Linked DNA regions of Homo sapiens: regions 1, 2 and 4 are each linked to region 3. Evidence: chromatin contacts called from ENCODE Hi-C or POLR2A ChIA-PET data. All regions are on one chromosome and are shown on one strand. The core of a region is the stretch at or near the end of the contact, and the rest is flanking DNA. Distances in the headings are between cores, read along the strand shown. Region 1 holds the start of ZCCHC2 (zinc finger CCHC-type containing 2). Region 2 holds the start of PHLPP1 (PH domain and leucine rich repeat protein phosphatase 1). Region 3 holds the start of PMAIP1 (phorbol-12-myristate-13-acetate-induced protein 1). Region 4 holds the start of NARS1 (asparaginyl-tRNA synthetase 1).

What was found. Hi-C counts contacts between places; a loop is a spot of excess contacts on that map. ChIA-PET counts read pairs that join two places held with the same protein, here RNA polymerase II (POLR2A). Pooled maps may share reads with other maps.
Region 1: a map of natural killer cell shows a loop between it and region 3 (5-fold over the local background). The contact joins the promoter of ZCCHC2 here to the promoter of PMAIP1 in region 3. A Hi-C loop is called at or near these places in 5 of 168 maps with a recorded cell type or tissue (B cell, CD4-positive, alpha-beta memory T cell, naive thymus-derived CD4-positive, alpha-beta T cell and 1 more), 4 of 37 single-sample maps with no recorded cell type and 14 of 50 pooled maps. POLR2A ChIA-PET finds 5 or more read pairs at or near these places in 2 of 52 experiments (CD4-positive, alpha-beta memory T cell and T-cell).
Region 2: a loop to region 3 is called in a map of CD8-positive, alpha-beta T cell, with 8 times the contacts of the local background. The contact joins the promoter of PHLPP1 here to the promoter of PMAIP1 in region 3. A Hi-C loop is called at or near these places in 3 of 168 maps with a recorded cell type or tissue (CD4-positive, alpha-beta memory T cell, CD8-positive, alpha-beta T cell and naive thymus-derived CD4-positive, alpha-beta T cell) and 8 of 50 pooled maps. POLR2A ChIA-PET finds 5 or more read pairs at or near these places in 1 of 52 experiments (CD4-positive, alpha-beta memory T cell).
Region 4: a loop to region 3 is called in a pooled map, with 6 times the contacts of the local background. The contact joins the promoter of NARS1 here to the promoter of PMAIP1 in region 3. A Hi-C loop is called at or near these places in 7 of 50 pooled maps. POLR2A ChIA-PET finds 5 or more read pairs at or near these places in 2 of 52 experiments (BJ and activated naive CD4-positive, alpha-beta T cell).

Annotation. Positions count from the first base shown.
Region 1 is chr18:62,521,703-62,524,402 of GRCh38, forward strand. It overlaps ZCCHC2 (zinc finger CCHC-type containing 2), which reads left to right and starts at 1,323. Exons shown (of 14, transcript NM_017742.6): 1 at 1,323-2,661. The coding sequence starts at 1,723. RefSeq lists silencers at 577-686, 917-1,186, 1,217-1,716, 2,607-2,700 and an enhancer at 2,032-2,605.
Region 2 is chr18:62,714,176-62,717,023 of GRCh38, forward strand. PHLPP1 (PH domain and leucine rich repeat protein phosphatase 1) reads left to right here and starts at 1,366. Exons shown (of 17, transcript NM_194449.4): 1 at 1,366-2,848. The coding sequence starts at 1,509. RefSeq lists enhancers at 570-629, 720-829, 1,787-2,749 and silencers at 1,100-1,389, 1,740-1,969, 2,180-2,319, 2,630-2,729, 2,830-2,848.
Region 3 is chr18:59,898,652-59,901,351 of GRCh38, forward strand. It overlaps PMAIP1 (phorbol-12-myristate-13-acetate-induced protein 1), which reads left to right and starts at 1,345. Exons shown (of 2, transcript NM_021127.3): 1 at 1,345-1,584. The coding sequence starts at 1,527. RefSeq lists an enhancer at 434-1,185 and silencers at 942-1,351, 1,502-1,711.
Region 4 is chr18:57,620,545-57,623,409 of GRCh38, forward strand. It overlaps NARS1 (asparaginyl-tRNA synthetase 1), which reads right to left and starts at 1,292. Exons shown (of 14, transcript NM_004539.4): 1 at 1,164-1,292; 2 at 25-107. The coding sequence starts at 1,173. RefSeq lists enhancers at 1,141-1,845, 1,226-1,565.

The sequences.
Region 1 (2,700 bases), core at 73-2,572, 2.6 Mb after region 3:
TTCATCCCCGAAACTGATTCAGGCTTCAGTTCACCCTTTTACTGAACTGTGAATGAGCCTCTTAGGACATAAACTTGTGAGGTGAACAGAGTTCAGCATATGCTCTCCCAACAGATGTTCCAGCACCACCGCAAAGAGTTACAATGTGATTCTTATCTTTCTGCATACTCCTACTACATAGCTGTAGTAGGACTTCTAAATTTAAAGTCTTAAGATTTTTTTTAACCCACCTTTTAATTAACCCTCAAAAGATCCAGCTGAGTTTTAAAAATTTGGACTATGTTGCTAAAAAAAAAAAAAAAAAAAAAAAAAAGTAACAGTGCGAGTGTAAACATCTTGGAAGCCTAAATCTGAAAAACGTAACAAAACTTTTTTTTTTTAAGTTTAAAGCCTGTCAAGTTGGTAGCTTATTAAATTCCTCCAGTCACATGAAATTCACAGCAGAACAAGGATTCAAAATGGGTTAGGCACCGAAATGTCATTTAGCAAATCAATGATTCCCAAAAGATAGAGGTTTAGGGGCGGGGAAGGGAGAGGCTTTTCCTAAACTATCCAGGAAATAATTTTCACAGAGCGTTACAGACTAGGAGCGTCCCCAGCAGCGCTCACCCTCGGCCGGCCGGGTCCCGCTGCGCACCTCCCGGCCGCGCGTCCCCACCTGCGCACGGTGCCTCCAGCCTGGGCGTGGGCGCGGCCCGGGATCGCGGCGCCGGGGCCGCAAACCGGGGCCGCAAACCAGCGCCGCCACCCGCGTCCGGACCCAGTCCCCTGTGAGCGACACCTGGCAAAGTTTCACAAGGTGGGAGACAGCCCACCGCCGGCTTTCAGGAAGTGCACTGGGCGGTGAGGACTCGAACGAGCTCGTCCCGGGGCTGGCGCACTCACTTCGGAGAAACCCCTGCTCCCGGGACGCGTTCACTCCGGCCGCGCAGGCAGCCCGGGCACCACTGGCGGAGGCGGGGCGGCAGCTGGCAAGCAGAGGAGAATCAGGAGTCCAAAGCCGGGCCAGGGCCCTCAGGAAAGGTGAGAGCGGCCGCGTCCCTCCGCTCACGTGGGCCTCGCACGCTCCTCACCGCTCCCGGGCTACCCTCACGCCGCCCCACGGCCCCAGCCCGCGTCCTCCTCCTGCCGAGCACCAGCCTTTAGGACCGCACGGAAGCCGCCGAGAGGGAGGCGGCCGGCCAGCAGTTGGGCGTGGCTTCCTGGAGAAAGGCGGCCCCCCAGGGGGCGGGGAGAGCGACGTCACCGTCGATTCGCGGTGCTGATTGGCGGAGGTGAGGTGCGCGGAGCCCGCAAGCTTCTCCGCCCGGCCCGGCTGCTCCACCTCCTCACCCAGCCGCTCCGTCCTCACCGGCTCGCGAGGGAACAGCTCAGGCACCGCCGCCCCGGCTCAGCGCGGACGGCGGAGAGAGGGAGGCGGAAGGAGGACACCCTCGCTCGCTTGCTCCCACCCGCACCCGGGCTCCCAGAACCGGCGAGGAGCCCAGGGGGAGGAGCCGTCGCGGGCACGCCCCGCCCCCAGCCCGGGAAGACGACGCCAGCGACCCCGCCGGCCGGCCACCGCCCCCCTCGCCGGCCGAGACCCGCCCCCGGCCCCGGCCCTCCCCCGGCGGCATGGAGGGGCCCCGCTCCTGACGGCCGCGCCGCCGCCTCGGCCCGTGCTCCACCTCGCGGCCCCTCCCGCCCGCCCCCGCTCGCATGTCTGCGCCGCCCTAGCCGAGGATGCTGAGGATGAAGCTGCCGCTGAAGCCAACGCACCCCGCGGAGCCGCCGCCCGAGGCGGAGGAGCCCGAGGCGGACGCGCGGCCGGGCGCGAAGGCGCCTTCGCGCCGCCGCCGCGACTGCCGCCCCCCGCCGCCGCCGCCGCCGCCCGCGGGCCCGTCGCGGGGCCCTCTGCCGCCGCCGCCGCCGCCCCGGGGACTCGGGCCGCCTGTTGCTGGTGGAGCGGCGGCGGGGGCGGGTATGCCGGGCGGCGGCGGGGGGCCCTCGGCGGCGCTGCGCGAGCAGGAGCGGGTATACGAGTGGTTCGGGCTGGTGCTGGGCTCGGCGCAGCGCCTGGAGTTCATGTGCGGGCTGCTGGACCTGTGCAACCCGCTGGAGCTGCGCTTCCTTGGCTCGTGCCTGGAGGACCTGGCGCGCAAGGACTACCACTACCTGCGCGACTCGGAGGCCAAGGCCAACGGCCTCTCGGACCCGGGGCCGCTGGCCGACTTCCGAGAGCCCGCGGTGCGCTCGCGCCTCATCGTCTACCTGGCGCTGCTGGGCTCGGAGAACCGGGAGGCCGCTGGCCGTCTGCACCGCCTGCTACCCCAGGTGGACTCGGTGCTCAAAAGCCTGCGCGCGGCCCGGGGCGAGGGCTCGCGGGGCGGCGCGGAGGACGAGCGCGGCGAGGACGGCGACGGCGAGCAGGACGCCGAGAAGGACGGCTCAGGCCCGGAAGGCGGCATTGTGGAGCCCCGGGTCGGCGGCGGGCTTGGCTCCAGGGCCCAGGAGGAACTGCTGCTGCTCTTCACCATGGCCTCGCTGCACCCGGCTTTCTCCTTCCACCAGCGGGTCACCCTGAGGGAACACTTGGAGAGGCTCCGCGCCGCGCTCCGCGGGGGCCCCGAGGACGCGGAGGTGGAGGTAGAGCCGTGCAAGTTTGCCGGCCCCAGGGCCCAGGTAAGGCGCACGGAGCCTCCCTGGACTCGCGGTGCGATC
Region 2 (2,848 bases), core at 116-2,615, 2.8 Mb after region 3:
CGACAGACCCACTCTGTGGCCAAAAAAAAAAAAAAAAAAAAGAAAAAAAGAAAAAAGAAAGAAAAAAAGAAAAGAAAAATCCCGAATTACAAAGCAATTGGGGGAATGGTAATTCAATTAAAAAGGTGTACAACATTCTTTTAAATAGTAAACTGCCCAATGATTACAACATTGATTCAACTGACGAAAAATACAACTTTTCAGACCACGACTAAACATTGTGGCAGTAGAAACTATTTTTTTTTTCCCTGAATGATGAAAGAAAAAAACCAGAGAAGACGTTAAGACAGAACACGTGGAAAAAGCCCATCTCATACTCCATTCTAATGTTTCTTCTACTTACCAGTGCTTTCTGTGTCATTAAACTACTTCAGACTTCAAGAGCAATGGGAAACAATGAAACCTCAGTCCTTTGCTATTTTCCTTTTCAGGTACAGGAGAGGGAGAGGACAGACTTAGGGTTGTGCCTTCGAACAAGCACATTCAACGACAGCCTCAGTTAGAATTCCCAGACGCTGCCTGTCTTCCTGGGTCTTGAAAAAGTGGGGAAAAAGTGAGGTTGGCCCACTCAGACTGCCAGTGATGCTGTGGTGTGACGGGTGTGTATCTCTATCTCATACAATGGGCGCAGGTGAGGACCAGGACCTGCGACCTTCGTACGTTTACAGTCCCTGAAAGCCCTCACCTTTAATTAGTAGGGAAAATAAAAGTCATCTGGCAAGCTGGAGTGCGGGTAAAATACAAGTTAATGAACATGAGCATTCGTGTTCATTAAGAACTCTGGCACAGAGTTCAACGGCAGAGGGCACAATACTCACTGGCCACGGCCAGCTGCTGGCGGCCAGGAGAAGCAGAACCAAAGGACCGCTGGGACTTGTAGTCCACCATGTTTCCCTCGGGATTGCCGATCCCCTTACGAGAACCACAACTCCCAAGGTTTACCGCGCGCGTCGGTCTTCACTGCCCTCTCCGAGGCCGGCTCAGGAACCTCCCGGGAAACTGCCCCCCACCCCGCCCTCGTACGCACGCGTCACGTTTGTTTACCCTGAAGCTCCGCCTCCGGCCATCCCCTGGCTCTCCCCACTCCTCCCTGGAATGCCGTCATGCCGGCGATGAATATTTATGAGGCACACGCGGCCCTCCCGCCCTGCCAGCCTCCCGCCTTCCCGCTCCCGGCGCATGATTAATATTCAATGAGCCCAGATCCGCGGCTGGTTCGCCGGGTTGAGGCGGGGGTAGCGGGCGGGGCCGGCGCTGGGGAGCCCGCGACCCGGGCGGGGAGGGCGTGTGTCGGGGGGGCGGTGGCGGCGAGGCGGGCGCGCGGGATGGAACACTGAGACACCGACGGAATGCTCCGAATCGCCACATAATCCCCTGGAACGGCCGCGCACAACGCCATTGGCTTCTCCCTTCTCCGCGCGCCGCCGCCGTCTCCCACCTCCGCCTCATCGCCTCCCTCTCCGCCCGCTGCCTCCGGAGCTGGGGGGGAAACGCGAAGCCCCACTGCAATGGAGCCCGCCGCCGCGGCCACGGTACAGCGACTCCCCGAGCTCGGCAGGGAGGACCGAGCTTCGGCTCCGGCGGCCGCCGCTGCGGCAGCAGCAGCAGCAGCGGCGGCCGCGGCGGCTCTGGCGGCGGCGGCCGGGGGCGGCCGGAGTCCGGAGCCCGCGCTGACCCCGGCGGCCCCGAGCGGCGGGAACGGCAGCGGCAGCGGGGCGCGGGAAGAGGCCCCAGGCGAGGCGCCGCCGGGGCCGCTGCCGGGCAGAGCGGGGGGTGCCGGGCGCAGGAGGCGGCGCGGGGCGCCCCAGCCCATTGCCGGCGGGGCTGCCCCCGTACCCGGGGCCGGCGGCGGCGCCAACTCCCTCCTGCTGAGGAGAGGGCGGCTGAAGAGGAATCTGTCCGCGGCCGCCGCGGCCGCCTCCTCGTCGTCGTCGTCCTCGGCCGCTGCTGCCTCGCACTCCCCCGGCGCTGCCGGCCTCCCCGCCTCCTGCTCGGCCTCGGCGTCGCTGTGCACCCGGAGCCTGGACAGGAAGACGCTGCTTCTGAAGCACCGGCAGACGCTGCAGCTGCAGCCGTCGGACCGGGACTGGGTGAGGCACCAGCTCCAGCGCGGCTGCGTGCACGTCTTCGACCGCCACATGGCCTCGACCTACCTGCGCCCGGTGCTCTGCACACTGGACACCACGGCCGGCGAGGTGGCCGCCCGCCTGCTGCAGCTGGGCCACAAAGGCGGCGGCGTGGTGAAGGTGCTGGGCCAGGGGCCCGGAGCCGCCGCCGCCCGGGAGCCCGCTGAACCGCCCCCCGAGGCCGGCCCCCGGCTGGCGCCCCCGGAGCCGCGGGACTCGGAGGTACCGCCCGCGAGGAGCGCGCCGGGTGCCTTCGGGGGGCCTCCGCGCGCGCCCCCCGCCGACCTACCCCTGCCCGTCGGCGGCCCGGGCGGGTGGTCGCGCCGCGCCAGCCCAGCGCCCTCGGACTCCAGCCCCGGCGAGCCGTTCGTTGGGGGCCCTGTCTCTTCGCCCCGCGCCCCACGGCCTGTGGTCTCCGACACCGAGAGCTTCAGTCTGAGTCCCAGCGCCGAGAGCGTGTCTGACCGGTTGGACCCCTACAGCAGCGGCGGCGGCTCCTCGTCGTCGTCGGAAGAGCTCGAGGCCGACGCAGCCTCGGCCCCGACGGGGGTCCCGGGCCAGCCCCGCCGTCCCGGCCACCCCGCGCAGCCCCTCCCGCTTCCCCAGACGGCTTCCTCGCCTCAGCCGCAGCAGAAAGCCCCGAGGGCCATTGACAGCCCGGGCGGGGCCGTCCGCGAGGGGTCGTGCGAGGAGAAGGCAGCGGCAGCCGTGGCCCCGGGAGG
Region 3 (2,700 bases), core at 95-2,594:
CGTCACCCAGGCTGGAATGCAGTGGCGCGATCTCGGCTCACTGCAACCTCCGCCTCCCAGGTTCAAGCGATTCTCGTGCCTCAGCCGCCCAAGCAACTGGGACGACAGGCGTGCACCACCAAGGCCGGCTAATCTTTTGTATTTCAGTAGAGACGGGGTTTCACCATATTGGCAAGGCTGGTCTCGAACTCCTGGCCTCAAACGAACCACCCGCCTCGGCCTCCCAAAGAGCTGGGATTACAGGCGTGAGCCACCGCGTTCGGCGAAAACACACATTTTCTAAGAAACTGATTGCTGGGAAGGCTACAGTGGGTAAGAGCTCTTGCTCTCTGTGGGCCTGCCTGGTTCGGAATCAGGGCAGTGCTCTCTGCCTAAGTGAACTTGGGCAATTTTCTACAAACCTCAGTTTCTGCACCCGTAAAGTAGCAACGGTTGTTCTGAGGACGGAATGAGAAAATGCATGTCAAAGTCCTTAGCATGAAGCGGCTCTCAGTAACCGTTAACCACTCCTAATTACTCCTCTTCATAATAGTAGAATTACTCATGGCCTCGCCAAACATTATGCAAATAATTTCACGTTCCCAGGTAGCTCAGCCCTCCCACAAAAGATTTGAACGTTTTCCATATGATAACGATCCACTCGTTTTTGCTAAACATCCACAATGGGCGATATCGACCTATCTGGAAGGACACACACAAATCCCTTCCCAACTCAAACACGATGTTCTTTCTGGCTGGCACCAGGGCTTCTGTTTGCAGTGACTTCCTGGGACCCGGAGCTTTCTCACAGGGCCTCTGGCATCTCCTCTGCGGTGATTAAGGTTCTTCTCATTTCCCTTCCCTGTTACTGCCCATACTCTTCAAGTTCGAAAAGTTTCCTTTTCCAATCTCTTTTCTGGGCTTGTTTACCCAAGTCTCTAATTGCCAAGGCCTCTGGTCTCTCCCCACCCACAACGTTCCTCCTGGTTAAACCCTTCCCCTCCCGCCACTCCCAGCTCCCGCCACTCCCAGCTCCCGCCACCACTGCCGCTGACGACGTCCAGCGTTTGCAGATGGTCAAAGCCGACCCCCTTCTCCTCCCACCTCGTTTTGTAAGGAAGTAATTTCGGGGCCGAGCGCTCTGCGCCCCCCGCCGCGGGTCGGCGCCGCCGCGGGTCGGGAGCGTGTCCGGGCAGGTCGCGCTCAGCGGGGTACTTCCCCGCCCGCGTCCCGCGTCCGCTCCCATAACGCCGTCTGCGGGGCGGGGACAGGGGCGGGGACAGGGGCGGGCCGGGCGTCTAGTTTCCCTACGTCACCAGGGAAGTTCTCACTGGACAAAAGCGTGGTCTCTGGCGCGGGGATCTCAGAGTTTCCCGGGCACTCACCGTGTGTAGTTGGCATCTCCGCGCGTCCGGACACCCGATCCCAGCATCCCTGCCTGCAGGACTGTTCGTGTTCAGCTCGCGTCCTGCAGCTGTCCGAGGTGCTCCAGTTGGAGGCTGAGGTTCCCGGGCTCTGTAGCTGAGTGGGCGGCGGCACCGGCGGAGATGCCTGGGAAGAAGGCGCGCAAGAACGCTCAACCGAGCCCCGCGCGGGCTCCAGCAGGTACCGACCCGCTGGGGCCAGCGAAGACCCAGGCCGGGCGGGGTCGGGGCCGGGGTCGAGGTCTCGGCTGGGGCGGGCTCAGCTCGCCGGGGCTCAAGCACAGACTGCACGGGGGTCAAGGTCGGGCCAGGTCTGTGCCCTGGCGCGAGCCTTAGGGGCGCCTCCAGAAAGTTCTTCGGGGTTTTTCCCCAGGACCGGCGGGTACGGCGGGTACGGCGAGGGACCAAGCCGGATTTGCGATTGGGATGCAGCTGCGTTTCACCAGGGGCAAAAAGCTCCTTTCCTCCTCTCTTTCCTCCTCGCCACTTGCCCTTCCCCGGGGCCACGAGGAACAAGTGCAAGTGTAGGCGGCTGTCTCTAGGAGAAAGTCATTGTCGCGGCAGAAGGGGCAGGAGAGAGCCCCGGGGACCGCCTGGACTCCCAGCGCTTCCAGAGACGGCCCCACAAGGGCCCCTGTGTTCAGGAGCCTAGAAAATCTTGTAACATTTAAATAATCGATATTGTGGGAGGTGGGGATAGGAGAATAGGAGTTAGTCCGCTCCTTTTTTTCATTCATTCATTCGCACTCCCCACCCCGATACATACAGCTCCATCGTAAGTTTTCAGGCCAGCGCCCCGGCCCCATGCTTTTTCTAAATCTAAACAGAGAACCCAGTCACTGCCCAGAGCCCGAAGTCTGTGTGGGCCATACTGCTGTTGCATCAGACGATTATACGCCCCCCCCACCTTTTAAGTTACTTTCATTTTATAGAGCTCCTGGGGCGTGCGAAGGAAGTGGTGCATTGCAAATGTGACCATGCCTAAGTTGGTAACAGGCTGCTGTCTCTGGCGCTTGTGTGGGATGGAAAAAGCTTTGTCTACCTTTTGTGATGTCTTAGGATTCTGACCTTGTTTCTTTCTGAAGGATCTTACTTATGCATAGCACTTTCTGGTCCGACTTAATTCCCAAGAACAGGAAGCAGCACAAAGTCCCTCTTAAACTTGATTTGATTGATACTAATACATTTATAGGTGTGTAATGCAATTTTTAAAAAATTAAGGAAATGACCGGGAAGTATTTTCTGCCTTGTTTTCTACATTTTTGGTGAAAGGGATAACTTTTCCACTTAGAATTCA
Region 4 (2,865 bases), core at 42-2,541, 2.3 Mb before region 3:
TTTCCTAATGAGAAGAGACTCTACCTTTAGACCTGTTTTAAATGGTTTCTCCTTGGTTCCATCTCCCGTGGCATCGCTTCCCTCTCGGTCAGAGACGTACAGCTCTGCTGTTTGACAAAATGAGGGTAAGTTATGGTCTGGCCATTAACTATTAGTCACCTTACTACTTTATTCATTCCTTATCTTTGTAAACAGAACAAGCATCGATTAATAAAAATTGAGGTCCATAAGTAATTAATATCCTAGTTATTTCCCCACTCCATTTCAATAACATCCATCTCATAAAAACATTAGTTAATAATCCAGGTTTTCAAAATGAACTCTGATCATTTTAATTTGTGATATTTATTCTATCTAATTGGGCACCCAAAAATAAAATATGGGCTTTGAAGTTGATCAGACATACGCTGGAATGTTGGATTTTGTACCTTAAAAGGCAGGGTGACTCTGGAGAATTTACTTAACCTTTCTGAGCTTATTTCTTTACCTATAAAATAGGAAAAACAATCCCCATCTTGAAAGGCTGTGCTGAGGATGAAATAAAATAACACATACAAATCAGATATCCCAGTGCCAGTTTTTGTAGAGATGGCAAATAAACACCAGCTCCCTCTGGACTTTAAAGGAAACAGAAGCTCTGAGGTTAGAAAATTTCAGAAGGCCTCACAACTAGTAGGTCTGAACAGTTAACATCCATCCAGGTCTCTCTCTTTTTTTTTTTTTTTTTCCTACTGCACAGTATGGTCTCCCCGGAAACCTCAATAAAAAAATGAGGGTGGGAGAAAAACAACTAGAATCCTAAAGCCCCTTCCTGACGATCACTTTGAAGAACTGCAGGAGTAGGGGCTACCCTGTGTCTGAACCCGTCCCAGCGCCTGAGTCTCAGCGCAATCGGGAGGTTTCGCAGCGGGGCAGGGGAAGGGCCCGGAGCCACCGCCATCGCAGCCCGGGGGAACGACGGACTCGGGGAAGCCCGGCCTGGCCCTTCAAGTCCCGGGCCCAGCAAAGGCCAGCACCCTCCCTCCCTCCCTCCCTGCAATCGGTCCCCAAACATTCGCGGGGCGCCCACTCTGGTAGGCACTAAGGAAAGCGCCGAAACCCGACTGGAGCAGAGTTCCTGCCCCAGGCAGGGAACACCGCGCCATACACTGAGTCTCACCCACCTAGCACCATGCCTGCAGTGGCCCTGGTCACCTCCAAGGACACAGACTGCAACACCGACGCCGTCTTATGACTCCAACGTGCACCGGCGGTTTCCGCGATTCCGGCGTTGCATCAGAGAGCGTAGATCTGAGGGCGCCTGCGAGAATCGGCCGAGCGCCGCGGTTCCATTGGTTACGAGAGGTGGGCGAGCGGCGCCGGGGCCGCCATCTTTGGTGAGGGCAGAGGCAACTTCCGGATCCAGAGACGCCCCGCCCCACGCGTTTGTGCAGCTCGGAAGGCGCTGCCTGTCCCGGAGCTCCGCGGCCCTGGAGACCCTGGCACAGTGTCACTTTTGCACCCTTCCTTCCCCGCCTCCCCAACTTTCCTTTCTGAATCTTCCAATTCCGCCCCAGCTGGAGGCGTGCGGGTCCTCTTGCAAACCAGACCAAGGATGTCGCCCCGATCCCCAGATGGTGGAGGCTGGTTGAGTTCATGTCACCAGCAAACACCGCGCCAGCTGCGAGACGGGGTGCGCGGCGGTGGAGGGGACGCAGCGGGTTGCGTAAACTTCCTTTTTTTTTTTTTTTTTTTTGAGACGGAGTCTCGCTCTGTCACCCAGGCTGGAGTGCAGTGGCGCGATCTCGGCTCACCGCACCCTCCACCTCCCGGGTTCAAGCGATTCTTCTGCCTCAGCCTCCCGAGTAGCTGGGATTACAGGCCTGTGCCACCATGCCCAGCTAATTTTTGTATTTTTAGTAAAGACGGGGTTTCACCATCTTAGTCAAGCTGGTCTCGAACTCCTGACCTTGTGATCCGCCCACCTCGGCCTCCCAAAGTGCTGGGATTACAGGCGTGAGCCATCGCGCCCGGCCAGATGCGTTAACTTTCTAAACTCCGTGAGCCAGCGTCCCTCGGTGTTCAGGAGAGGAGCTATGGTATATGTTCATTTAAAATTGTAAGGATTACCGTTAGGAAGGCCATAATAATGTGGTGGAAAGAACGAGGGCTTCGGAATACAAACCTGGGTTCTGCCTTTTACTAACCGTGTGTCTTCAGATAAATTACCTAAACTGAATGAGCTTCATTCAGCGAGTTGGGACCGATTGCAGGGAGGGAGGGAGGGTCCTGGCCCTTGCTGGGCCCGGGACTTGAAGGGCCAGGCCGGGCTTCCCCGAGTCCGTTGTTCCCCGGGCTGCGATGGCGGTGGCTCCGGCCCCTGCCCCTGCCCCGCTGCGAAACATCCCGATTGCGCCGAGAGTCAGGCGCTGAGAGGGGTTTATCTGTGTCTTCAGATAAATTACCTAATCTGAATGAGCTTCAGTTTTTCTATTTGTGAAAGATGATATAAATTCACTGCCCGGGCATGTAAGAGGTGCTAATAAAGGGTCTGTCATCATTTTCAACTTTTTTTTACTTTTTTGGTGGGCTTTTTTTTTTTTTGGAGACTGGGTCTTCTCTGTTGCTCAGGCTGGAGTGCAGTGGTGCTATCATAGCTCACGGCAGCCTCGAACTCCTGGGCTCAAGTGAGCCTCCCACTTAAGCCTCCCAAGTAGCTGGGACTATAGGTGCACGCCACCACGCCTGGCTTATTTTATTTTTATTTTTGTGGAGATGGGGGAGGGGTCTCCCTGTGTCGCCCAGGCTGGTCTCCAACTTCTGGGATCAAGTGATCCTCCTGCCTCAGCCTCCCAAAGTGCTGGTCTTACAGGCGTGAGCTACCAC